Linked DNA regions of Homo sapiens: regions 2 and 3 are each linked to region 1. A link is a contact called in ENCODE Hi-C or POLR2A ChIA-PET data. All regions are on one chromosome and are shown on one strand. Each heading gives the region's core, a stretch centred on a gene start or an enhancer-like site at or near the end of the contact. The rest is flanking DNA. Distances are from core to core; before and after follow the strand shown. Region 1 overlaps MAP3K1 (mitogen-activated protein kinase kinase kinase 1). Region 2 overlaps C5orf67 (chromosome 5 putative open reading frame 67). Region 3 overlaps C5orf67 (chromosome 5 putative open reading frame 67).

Region 1 (3,594 bases), core at 1,035-3,534:
CATGTGTACCTGACTACAGCCAGTCAAATTTTGGTGCTGGTGACATGGGTGTGGCAGTGCACGTGGGAAGGTAATTCAGGAATTACCTTTTTTTTGGTAATAATGTCAGAGTGTTAAAGTGATTAGTTTTTAGAGAGTTAATTTCGGACCTATTTAGAAATACCCATATAGATATTACTTATTCTCTTGCATACTGATAGGCTTTCTTGGATGGGGAAAGTGGTAGAGATGTGATTAACGCTTTGGGCATTTGTGCGGTTTATCTTGTCTCTGCTTCGGGTCGGGAGTGACTTGTTACTGTTTACATGAGGCTAGTTGTGTGGCACTCCCTAAACAGTTTATTGAAGTTTTGTCTTGTGTATGTGACTGTCATATTATGATGGCAGAGTTGTTGAGAACAGCTGCTTCAGCCTATTGTCAAACATTTTGGCCCTATCCATCCAGCATACTTCTTTTAGGGGACTGAAGGAAAGGGACCCAGGAGTGTCTGTGCAGACTGTCATCCTAGTAATGCTTACTTGGAACAGTGAACACAATCGATTCAAGTCTCAAGTCTTTTGATTTACCTTAATCCATTTGAATTTTGTATTTTAGCCACCTTTGTATCTTTGACATAAAACCATCACAGGGTACTCCTCTCAGAAATCTTGGAATAAAATTGACACTCTAGAAAACAGATGCTCCATTTTTTATGCTTATGCTGTGGTTTTAAATGTATCCTGCCAGCAGTATCCCCCCACCTTAAGCTAGGAGAATCTAGGTGTGAGAAATTTGGATTCGGAATTCCAGCACTGCCCCCCAGACATGCCCATTCACTGACCCCCTGAGCTAGTTCCCTTTCTTCCTCTTGGGTTGCTTCCCTAATAGGATGCACTTCATGGCTTTTGCATCTCCCCTCCCAGCCACAAGATCTTTGAATCTCTGAGGGTTTTCTTCAAGGCATTTTATTCCTACTTACCACAGGAAAAATTAACAGCCATTAACAAAATTATAGACATGGGTAAGTTCCTAAGTTAGGTTTTCACTGAAATATATATGAGTCTAGACTCATGGTTCTTAGCTTCTTTACTGACCATCTCTTAGTCTTTTCCTGGGGTTGAAAGCTGTCATTTTTCCCAAGAGTGGTGTGGGAGCTCTTCCCTCTTTCTGCAGTGCCCCAGGACTAACAGTGGATACTTGGCATACACAAAGGCCTCAGTGAAGCTTATTTACATCTTGGAGATCTTTCTGGCGTAGAAGTTCATATTGGAAAGGCATTGCTTCCTCACAGCTTCCTATGTACAAATACTGGGCATTTGGGAGTCTGGATGAAAGATGAGTAAGACAAAGGCTTTGTTCTCAAGTAAAAGTCCAAGGGGAAAAGATTAATCCATTATTTTATTAAGTACATATTTATTGACTACCACCCTTGTGCCAGGCTTTCTGCTGGGGCAGGAGACATAAGCTTGAGACCCATTTCCGTCCTCACGGATCTCAAAGTCAAGAGTGGGAAACAGATAAGAGGCCATTATAGCAGTGCTCTTTGCTGAGTGAGGACTGAGGAAGATTTCTTCACACTGAGTTTTAGGGGACGTGGCCAGTGGGGGAGGCTGAAGGCAGCACCTGGGATGGTTTCTCCAAGGGGACCCTAGAGCTTCAGTTAATGAGGTGAACCCTACAGAGTACTGACACCAGGAAATATGCCTAAGGAAAACTAGATAAACTAGGGTTTTATTTTTATTTTTTGCTTCTTCTGTATGCTAGGCAAACTCACATTTTATTAGCTGTCAGTCTGTTTTCATTTTTCAGTTTAAAAGTTTTCAGGTTGATAACTTTGGTCCGGTATCAGTCAGAGTGATGATGAATTGAGTCAAAGCTGTTGTTTTAAAAAGAATATTCATATGCATGCCTATGAAAAAGAGCTGTCTTGTTTTAAAATGGAGTAATACAATTTGTGTTACAAGTACAGTTCTTTGCCCCATTTCCATTCAAATTGTCATTTATATCTGAAATCATTAAAATTAGAAAACAGTTATGATGAATGTCTTTTGAAGCATATAGCAGGAAAAGTCATAAGTCAAAACCTGCCAGTTTAAAGTAAATGCAATTATTTGGTTCTATGAAATTGTAGCTTTTGCTATAGTGAAAAGAAATTGGCATATTTATGAACAACTCCAGGATCTCATTGAAATGAGGAAGACATTATTTAGGAAGACAGTAATGATTCAGACTATATTTAGGACAGGATGTTAGAGTTAATGTGCCTTCTCTTTCAAGTGATTAGTGGGCAGATGACATCTTTGGTATTAATGATTGCCTGAGTTAACATTTTTAAGGAAAGAGTGCCACCTACTGAATGAAGAGCTTTTGTTTTCTTCCATTCAATTCGAAGAATCTTGTTTCACTTTGAATCCTTAGTGGGTGGCATTTGCTGGGCAGTGATCCCGTCTTCCAGTGGATTGACTAGGGTAGCTAGGATTCTTAGAGGGAGTTTATGCCCCCAAAACCAGGTGTAGAAACAAAACCTAAGCATAAACATGATTCAGCACTTGGCAAGTCTCAAAACCTTACCATCATGTTAATGTACTCACTGGCCCAGAAGGTTTTTTGTTTTGTTTTGTTTTGAGCTAGGAGCAAATGGCTGGGAGGAAATGAACTATTCCAAAAAATAATTGAAGGGGATTGAAGAGCATATGACATTGGTCGAGATCTTCTGGGGAGACTTCGTTTTCCTAGGGAATAATATTAGTGCAGAGATTGCTTGATCACAACTTGGCCATAGGTCAGTGGAGGGATTCCTGAGGTCAAGTTGCGAATCCAAAGGCCTACTTCAGAGTAATCCATATGGTGCTCTTTTTGTAGTTCCTAACAATAGTATCTCATTAGTGAAAGGTTGAGTACATGAACAGCAGCAAACACACCAGTATCCGAATTAAAGGACATCATTTGAGAATTTCGCATAGTCATTATTTTTAGTATATTGGGACATTTTTGATGTTGTGGCTTAATTGACTACTAGGCATCAGCCATCTCCAGCTTTTTCCACTTGTCGATTGGATTATGCAAGTCATGAGTGGTATTTAAAAGAGGTGGACTGTATGCTAAATTGATTTATCCTTGCTTATGTGTACAGATTAATGGTATAATCCATGAGGGGTGATAGATTAAGATCCTGAAGTGAAAAAATACATATATAGTGTCAGGTATATTAACCAATGGTTAGTTGCCTTTTATTTTTCCAGTGTAAAGTATAGCAGATCCTTCAATAATGTCATTTAGTTGAACATTTTGGACAATTTTGCTAAAAAGTTGATGAGGATAAAAATCTCTTCTGGCAGAGGCTACTGTCTGTATGGAGTTTGCATACTCCCCCCATCTCTGGGTGGATTTTCTCTCAGTACTCTGGTTTCCCCCTGACACCCCAAAGATGTGCACGTTAGGTTCATTGTCATGTCTGCAAGGACCCAGACTGAGAGAATGTGGGTGTTTGTTAATGCACCCTGCAACGGGATGACATCCTACCCAGGGCTAGTTCAAGTCTGGCACCCTGAATTGTTGGGACAGGCTCTGGCCACCTGTGACCCTGAACTGGAATAAGTGGGTAAATAATCATCT
Region 2 (3,788 bases), core at 538-3,037, 290 kb before region 1:
AGTGGTGTGTAGGCTGGGTGGCCCAGTGGGGAGACTGGAGGAGACAGGGAGGTCAGTGCAGAGGCTGCTCTACAATGCTTCTGACAGAGGTGAAGAGATTCTCTAGGGAAGTGCTTCTTAAACTGCAGTGTGCACAAAAATCCCCTGAGACCTTGCTCAAATGCAGATCCTGATTGAGTCTCTGCCAGGACTATCTCCCAGGTGATGCTGATGCTAGTGATCAGGGACTACACTTGAGTAACAAGGACCAAGACTAAGAGTTACAGCAGAAATGGAGAGACAGAGATGCATGCATCAAAGGAAGACCTGGTAGAAGCTAGCCTTTGATGAAGTACTGAGACATCCTGCAACGTGGATGAAGGTGAACCTCCAAAACATATGCTCAGTGAAAGAAGCGAGGCACAAAAGAACACATAGCGTATGGTTCTGCTTTTTTTTTTTTTTTTTTTTTTTGAGACGGAGTCTCGCTCTGTCGCCCAGGCTGGAGTGCAGTGGCGGGATCTCGGCTCACTGCAAGCTCCGCCTCCCGGGTTCACGCCATTCTCCTGCCTCAGCCTCCCAAGTAGCTGGGACTACAGGCGCCCGCCACTACGCCCGGCTAATTTTTTGTATTTTTAGTAGAGACGGGGTTTCACCGTTTTAGCCGGGATGGTCTCGATCTCCTGACCTCGTGATCCGCCCGCCTTGGCCTCCCAGGTTCTGCTTATATGAAATGTCCAGAAAAGGCAAAAAGCAAAAATATTGGGCCAGTAAGCAGATGAGTGGTTGCTTAGGATAGAGAGTGGAAAAAGAAGTGATTGTGTGTGGGCATGAGGCTTTTTAGGGGGTGAGAAAAATGTTCTGAAATTAGATTATGGGGATTGTTATACAATTTTATAAACATACAAAAAATAGTTGAATTGTATACTTACAGTAAGTTAATTTTATGGTAAATAAAGTTGTTAATTTTAAAAAAAAGATTCAATACAAGTTTGTGTTTGAAACATAGGAGATAACAGAAAGGAAACAATACAAGAAGAAATTCATCTGTTAAGCCTGTTCCATGGACAGGCTAGCTTTTGTTCTCCCTTGCTTCCTCCTCTTGAAAACAGCGAGTCTGATGGACTGGGATCTGAGCTCAGAGCTAACCTAGGTATTTTAGACACTTCAGTAGTTAGAGAAATTCCTTTTAGTGATCCCAAATCACACCTTGGGTATAACTACCTCCACTGCAGGACTGGTCAGGTTAGCAACCTGGAAAGGCATGAGGGGAAAAGAATGAATCATCAGAAAATATATAGTGTAATCATCTGAAAAGGTGACTCACGCATGAATTTTTACATGCCTATTCTTTACTCAGACCCCAGTAATATCTCTTACATTGAAAAACTATACGTCCTCAGGTTTCCAAGCACAAAATTGTGTTCAGACATTGCATTGCTTTTACCACAATCTGCATACAGCACCAGAGTCTGGAGATTCTGGGTCAGTGTGATCCCAGGACCAGTAACATCAGCATCATCTGAGGACTTGGTAGAAATACAGACTCTTACGCTCCACCCTAGGATTACAGAATCAGAAACTGGGTGTGGGGCCCAGAAGTCTGTTTTAACAAGCCCTCCAGGTAATTATTTGCATGTTAACATTTGAGAACTACTACTGTAGGTCATGATATGTGCGTGCACACACACACACACACACACACACCAGCCTCACTTGGGAAATGATGCTTATTCCAAGACAAGAGCTACTGTCTTGTAAGGGCAGAAGTTATGATGGCAAATATACGGCAGGAATGCAACCACTTCCATCTTCCCTATACATGCCTGTCACCACTAATCCATCACTGCAATCTTTCATAATGAGTCAGGGTAGCAGTGCCTTTGGCCATCTAGCAGGAGAAAACCTCACCAGGTGTCCTGCACTAACATGGAGTTGGGTGGGGAAAGGCTGAAGTAGATTTAGAAATTGCAATGTGGAGAATTTGGCAGAAAGTGAGAGCCTGATATAGATAGTGTTACTAATTCCCCACGGTCTTGGGTGGCCCATAGGAGATTAAGAATTTCCTATTATCCAAGCTGGGGAACATGGGCTGAAAGATTGGTAGATCCAACAAGGCCTGGAGTCCAAACAAATAAACTCACAAAGTGCCAGAATCTCAAATCCAGAATTGAGGGGCAGAATGAAACTGTCAGATGCGAACATGAGGTCCCAAAGGCCAGGTGGAATCAGCCACATCTGGTGGAAACTGATGCAAGTTATCCAGTGACAAGGTAGGACAAGGGACATCCTGGAAGAGGTCACAGAAGATCCACGGGACAGCTCACACCAAAGACCCCCCTCCCAGCTTCCTTGTTCAAGAAGAGTAAGCTTTCCCCTCCCAGAAGCCATTTCGGGGAGGAGAAGGTAGAAAGGATTTTCTTTGAGAACACAGATATAGCCCTGATATTGAAATACTTAACTGAATACTTACCCCAAAGAGGCAGTTATAAACTGGAAGAGACTGGGTTATCTGTGAAACTGTGAGGTAGATAGGAATTTTAGATCTGTTTCAGAGAATAAAGTTAAAATTTGGGGGGCAAACATCTGATTTGTAACTGTTCATAAAGCTACCTATCAAAATGTTATGGATTTCAGGTTTTTTTTTTTTTTGTCTTGACATTAGTTTCTCCTGGTCCAGCTAAAACAAGCAGGGCGTGGGAGGCAGATGCAAAGGTCGGCATTGGCCTCAGAGGGTTGACCAGCTCCAGGTTTCAACACGAGGTGCCCCTTGTCCTATTTCAGAATGCTTCCCCTTCAGCCTAAAAGGTTTCAACAGTTAGTGCTTCCCCTTCAGCCTAAAAGGTTTCGACAGTTAGTGCCATTTGGTCCAGTCACATAATCACAGCTGGTAATTGGAGAAGGTGAACATGTGCTTCCAACATTCACTTTTCGTAGACTCATTAGGTCAAAGATCATCTGAGCAAACCCTCTCATTTTACAGATGAGGAAACCAAGGTCAAAGAAGCTAAACTAAGTTACTCGCGAGCTGTAGCTGGAAAAAAGCTGGAACCAGAATCCTAATTGCTCCAAGTCCAAATTCACAGCTCTTTCTAGCACATCAAGCTGCTCATAAACCAGAAATGATCCGTTCCACACACTGTAATCATAAACCAAAACCCAAAGATTCCAAGTAGTCTCTTTCTTGAAAGAAACCATTGGTGTTTGCTTTACTTCTTCTTCCTACATGTGTTTTGAGAGATGTTGTGAATCTCCTGATGAAAAGCTGTTCTGAGAGAAGCTGAGACAAAGCCTCAGTGATCTATGGCTGCCAAAGTCAGCCCCTCTGCAGCTGTACCAGGACAGAGGAGGCGGGGAGGCAGCCAAGCTGTCTTCAGTGCTGTATTCAGAGGTGCGAGCGCCTGGAATTCTGCAATCCAAAAGGGCCTTCTGGGGGTCAGCTGCCTTCTTAGTGTCTTTGAGGGATCACCCTTTGAAGAATCATCCTTCGACTGAAGGAGGACTTTGCACATGTCATGCAGTGTGAGTTTCAAAGACTGCCAGAATCCAAAGTCTCGATCAATCCATCAGGATGGGGACAACTTTTAGACAGGATCTGGTGATAATGTGGTGCATATCTTCTTTCTTCCATGACCTCAGAAATTTTGTTTTTAATTTGTGCTGGGAAGAAAAATGGAAATCAGAGCAATCACCTGGATAATTTTCTCCAAAAACACACATTTGCTTTAGTTTCCTGGAATGACTATTCATGAATGCGTTCAGATGCAAGTGTTATTTATCTGTTAGCCCCATAAATCTCATGGGGAGCT
Region 3 (3,810 bases), core at 605-3,104, 330 kb before region 1:
TTGGGCCTCTTGGGCCCACGTGCTGAAAGAGTATAAATCCCAAGGTCCAATAAGTTAGAGAAGTGTTGCCTGCTGAATGCGTCTTCTAGGAAATTCACTTTGTTTATCAGGATAGAGAAATTGTTTGAATCTCAATCAAGCCACTATTTCCCAAACATATAAGACTTCCAATCCTTTATTCCATGTTAATATTCTGTATATGCAGGTTCTACCCATCATTTGGGGGGAATATTGTGCTGAAGACACTCTGAAGTGACTGATCGTAGCCACAACTCCAAATTCTCTAATTTTGCACACATTTCCCCAATCCTGTAGGCTAACCCCAAATTCTTTAGTCTGGCTTTTTAAGGTCCTCCACAATATCTACAATCTAGTTTGGAAGCCTCATTTCCCATTATTCTTCTATATGAACTTTCTGCTTCAACAAAACTCTCCTATTCCTTGTTCCCTAAATAGTCTCTGTCCGTTTCTGCCTCCCTATTTGCATACATATTCTTTGGGGGGAGGGGCTTCTGAAATTTCATAAAGACGAGGAGAAGTGTCAGAAGTTCTTAATTAGTAATTTAATATTGTATCTTTTGGGATGCTTTGTTGCAAGCCACAGAAATAGGCTCTACTTAATTTAGGAAGAAGAATTTATTGAAAGGACACTGGGAAACTCAAAGAATTCCTAGAGTATCCAGAGAAAAAGGCTTGAAGACTGTGCAGCCAGGAACAACACTGTAAATTCCACTGCAGGATTCATTCATTGAGGACACCATAGCAGCCATACTGCACCTGGACACTGCAGCTCACACCATCTGCACCATCAGCAAGTGTTCTTGGATGCCGATGCTAGAACCACTGGCCCTGCTGCCTCTGGGAACTGGATGTAGCTGCCATTGTGTCTTAAATCTGCCAGAATGGATTTGGCATGTTCCTTTCTTTTTGTCACTAGCAGATTCAAAGACCATCTGATTGGTGGAATCTTGATCACGTGTCCATATCTAGTGGCAAGGGAGACTGGGAAGTCCAGTGTCTGGAATTTCAGCTTCTACAGGAGGAGCTGAGCTCTATCTCATAAGAGGATTTCCTAAAGAGAGGAAGAAGTTTCAGATGATGAGTGGTCAAAAAGAATGACAATTGTCTATATTGTTATGTCATGGATTATTGAGAAACACAAGAGAAAGAAAGACTTTTTTAATACCCCCAAAGGAGTTTACAGTTTAGCTAAGTAGACAAGATAAACAGATGAGATTATTTAAAAATAAGATAACATATAATAATGTAATAAATAAGACTGCTTAATTAAAAGATACTAACATTATGCTGAACATAATCAACAGAGTTAGAGAAAGTATATTTATATGTTACAGCTCCAAGCCATTGCTTTTCCAACAGATGTTTTTCTAGGGCAAAATGTATGTAAACAAGCCCTGTTTGCACCTAGAATATTTCCACACATCCACCCAGCTTCATTTTCCAAGCTTATTTGCACGAAGGCAAGCTCCTTGATTGCCCAAAAGATGCACGGTGCTCAGGACTGAACCATGTGTAATTTAAAAAAAAAAAAAAAAAAAAAAAAAAAAAAATATATATATATATATATATATATATATATATATATATATGACAGATATTAAGTCTGAAGAATCAGAAACAATGGCATGAACATGGTAATGGGTATAGGTTTTGACCTGGAGTCAGAGGGAAAGAGAATGAGCCTGGAGTTCTGGGAAATCCATCATCACTCTTCTGCATTGTGTGGTCACTTCTGTCCCTAGGGAAGGGCAGTGCTAAGCTGCGCCGGGGTAAAGGCCTATGCAGAGCCAAGAGTTGAGTGCTTTTCCTATGCTGTGTCAAGGTCACTGCTGCACAGGGCATTTGGCAGCTCCGCTCCTGCAGTCAGCCAATGGCCACTCAGGATTAACAGTGAATGCTGTGTGGGCAGAGCTGGAAAAAAATGGGTCACTTGGCTGGTTATGGGATATAGAAGGCCAGCATCCAGGGCCTCCACCCATAACAGCCATCCAGTCCCAGGGCCCTGCTGCTCCTCCACCTTTCTCTTTCACGCCATGCAGCTCTCTGCATCACATTCTCCACCTTTCTAGGTGTCAATGTGGCCTCCAGAAAGAGGGTGAAAGTGAAAACAAAACTAGGGGGAAGAAATTAGGTGACAGCTTCACTCCTCCAAGAAGGAAAGGGATTGTGCAATATGGTAGAAAGAAAACTGATTCAATAGCTTTCTCTAGCTATTATCTGGGCGATCTTTGGCAAGTGATTCTCCCTTCAAATCATCATCAGTAAAATGGGATGATATGAGACAACTCGTGTGAAATTATAGCATTCTAAAAAGAACAACTACCTACAACTAGGTTAGTTCAAAAACTATCTTCAGTCCTAAGTGATACTTAGGAGTGATTGCAGCTCAAGCTGCTGGTGAGGGACAGCCGATAATCTTCTGCTGTGGCTCTTGGCTTTGTTTGCATCCAAGAAGGTTCTTAAAGAAAAACTCTTCTATGTTAAGATTGGTTGGTGTAATCAGAGCACAGGCATCAAGAGGAGCTCTCATCCAGCCTCGTCATCCACCCCACCTGCTTGGATTCTCTTTTCCATATCATGTGTGCATGCATGCACACACACACAGACACACACATGCTCACACTCCCATCCACACACCCCTGAGGAATGCATAAAGTGTAATAATGAAGTAATGACTAATGCCTAACAAGGGCAGTATGTAAAATGTTGTGCCAGTAGTGGACCTAGACTCCCAGGTTTGGAAATCCTGACTCTGCAGTTTGCTTGCTGTATGACCTTTGACACATTCCTCAACCTCTCAGTCCCTCAGTTTCCACATCTACAAAATAGGATAATAATAGTACCTACCACATAGGATGTTGTGAGGACTACCTGGGTTGATACACGTAAAGCACTTAAGGTAGGACCCAGCATGCAGTCATTACTCAATAACATTAGCTGTTATAATTTTTAATATTATTTTCATACATCTAACTGAGTGCAGTTGTATTCAAAGCATGGGTAAGAAGAGGAAAAATGGATTGTACACGTTTTGTGTGCTGTGTCTTCTATATACATGACTTTATTGAATCCTTACCTTAACCTGAAGCTCAGGGCTATTATTATTCTGAGGCTGATGTCCAGACAGGTAACACGTCCAAGGGCTGGAAAACGGGGAGCTGACATTCAAACCCGGGTGCTCCTGGCCCTGTGCTCCCAGAATGCCATGCTTTCCCTTCTCTGGGACACTGCCACCATCACCTGAAATCATCAAAATTCTTCTTTGGGAATTTCCTTCAGAACTTGATGACTGTGTTTAGAATTTCCTCAGCACTGGCAAATCTTCTTTTGAAAAATACATTGTTAGCATTTTTAAAAAGTCATTTATTGTCAAGATGAATAACTCAATAGGGTAATACTGTTTGGGGCTAAAATTAAGGTATGATTAATGTTTTTAAGTGGCTGGTTAACCAGTTCTGTAAACAATTCCAAGAGTAAAAGTTCTGAAATATTTTTGAAAAACTCAATATCCCAGAAAAACTGCACTTCCCAGCCCTCTTTTGGCTATGTTGGCTCTGACATGCTTCTGTAGATGGGTTTTTAACAGCTTGGTTGTTCCTTGAATATGTAAAAGAACATAGATTAAGACTGTTTGCTATGGTTTGGATACTTGACCTCTCCACACCACATATTGAAATTTGATCTCCAATGTGAGAGGCGGGGCAAAAGGAGGGCATTTGGGTCAGGAAGACAGATCACTCAGGAGGAGATTAATGCCCTCCCTTGGAGGTAAGTGAGTTCTCGGTCTAT

What was found. A loop is a pair of places that touch in the nucleus more often than their neighbours do. ChIA-PET counts read pairs that join two places held with the same protein, here RNA polymerase II (POLR2A). Pooled maps may share reads with other maps.
Region 2: a map of PC-9 shows a loop between it and region 1 (4-fold over the local background). The contact joins two enhancer-like sites. A Hi-C loop is called at or near these places in 1 of 168 maps with a recorded cell type or tissue (PC-9). POLR2A ChIA-PET finds 5 or more read pairs at or near these places in 4 of 52 experiments (CD4-positive, alpha-beta T cell, CD4-positive, alpha-beta memory T cell, H1 and 1 more).
Region 3: a pooled map shows a loop between it and region 1 (2.1-fold over the local background). The contact joins two enhancer-like sites. A Hi-C loop is called at or near these places in 2 of 168 maps with a recorded cell type or tissue (Calu3 and PC-9) and 3 of 50 pooled maps. POLR2A ChIA-PET finds 5 or more read pairs at or near these places in 2 of 52 experiments (activated B cell and activated T-cell).

What each region holds. Positions count from the first base shown.
Region 1 is chr5:56,836,312-56,839,905 of GRCh38, forward strand. All of the region lies in intron 1 of MAP3K1 (mitogen-activated protein kinase kinase kinase 1), which reads left to right. Among named protein-coding and RNA genes, the nearest start is that of MAP3K1, 23 kb to the left of the region's middle. Within about 2 kb of position 2,285, at least 7 of the 41 ENCODE cell types and tissues checked have a DNase peak (open chromatin) inside an H3K27ac peak, as active enhancers do; they include PC-9, where a contact is called at or near this core.
Region 2 is chr5:56,542,389-56,546,176 of GRCh38, forward strand. All of the region lies in intron 2 of C5orf67 (chromosome 5 putative open reading frame 67), which reads right to left. Among named protein-coding and RNA genes, the nearest start is that of C5orf67, 62 kb to the right of the region's middle. RefSeq lists a silencer at 2,700-2,900. Within about 2 kb of position 1,788, at least 4 of the 41 ENCODE cell types and tissues checked have a DNase peak (open chromatin) inside an H3K27ac peak, as active enhancers do; they include PC-9, where a contact is called at or near this core.
Region 3 is chr5:56,510,665-56,514,474 of GRCh38, forward strand. It overlaps C5orf67 (chromosome 5 putative open reading frame 67), which reads right to left. Exons shown (of 6, transcript NR_161255.1): 5 at 3,098-3,261; 6 at 618-1,072. Among named protein-coding and RNA genes, the nearest start is that of LINC01948, 31 kb to the left of the region's middle. Within about 2 kb of position 1,855, at least 2 of the 41 ENCODE cell types and tissues checked have a DNase peak (open chromatin) inside an H3K27ac peak, as active enhancers do.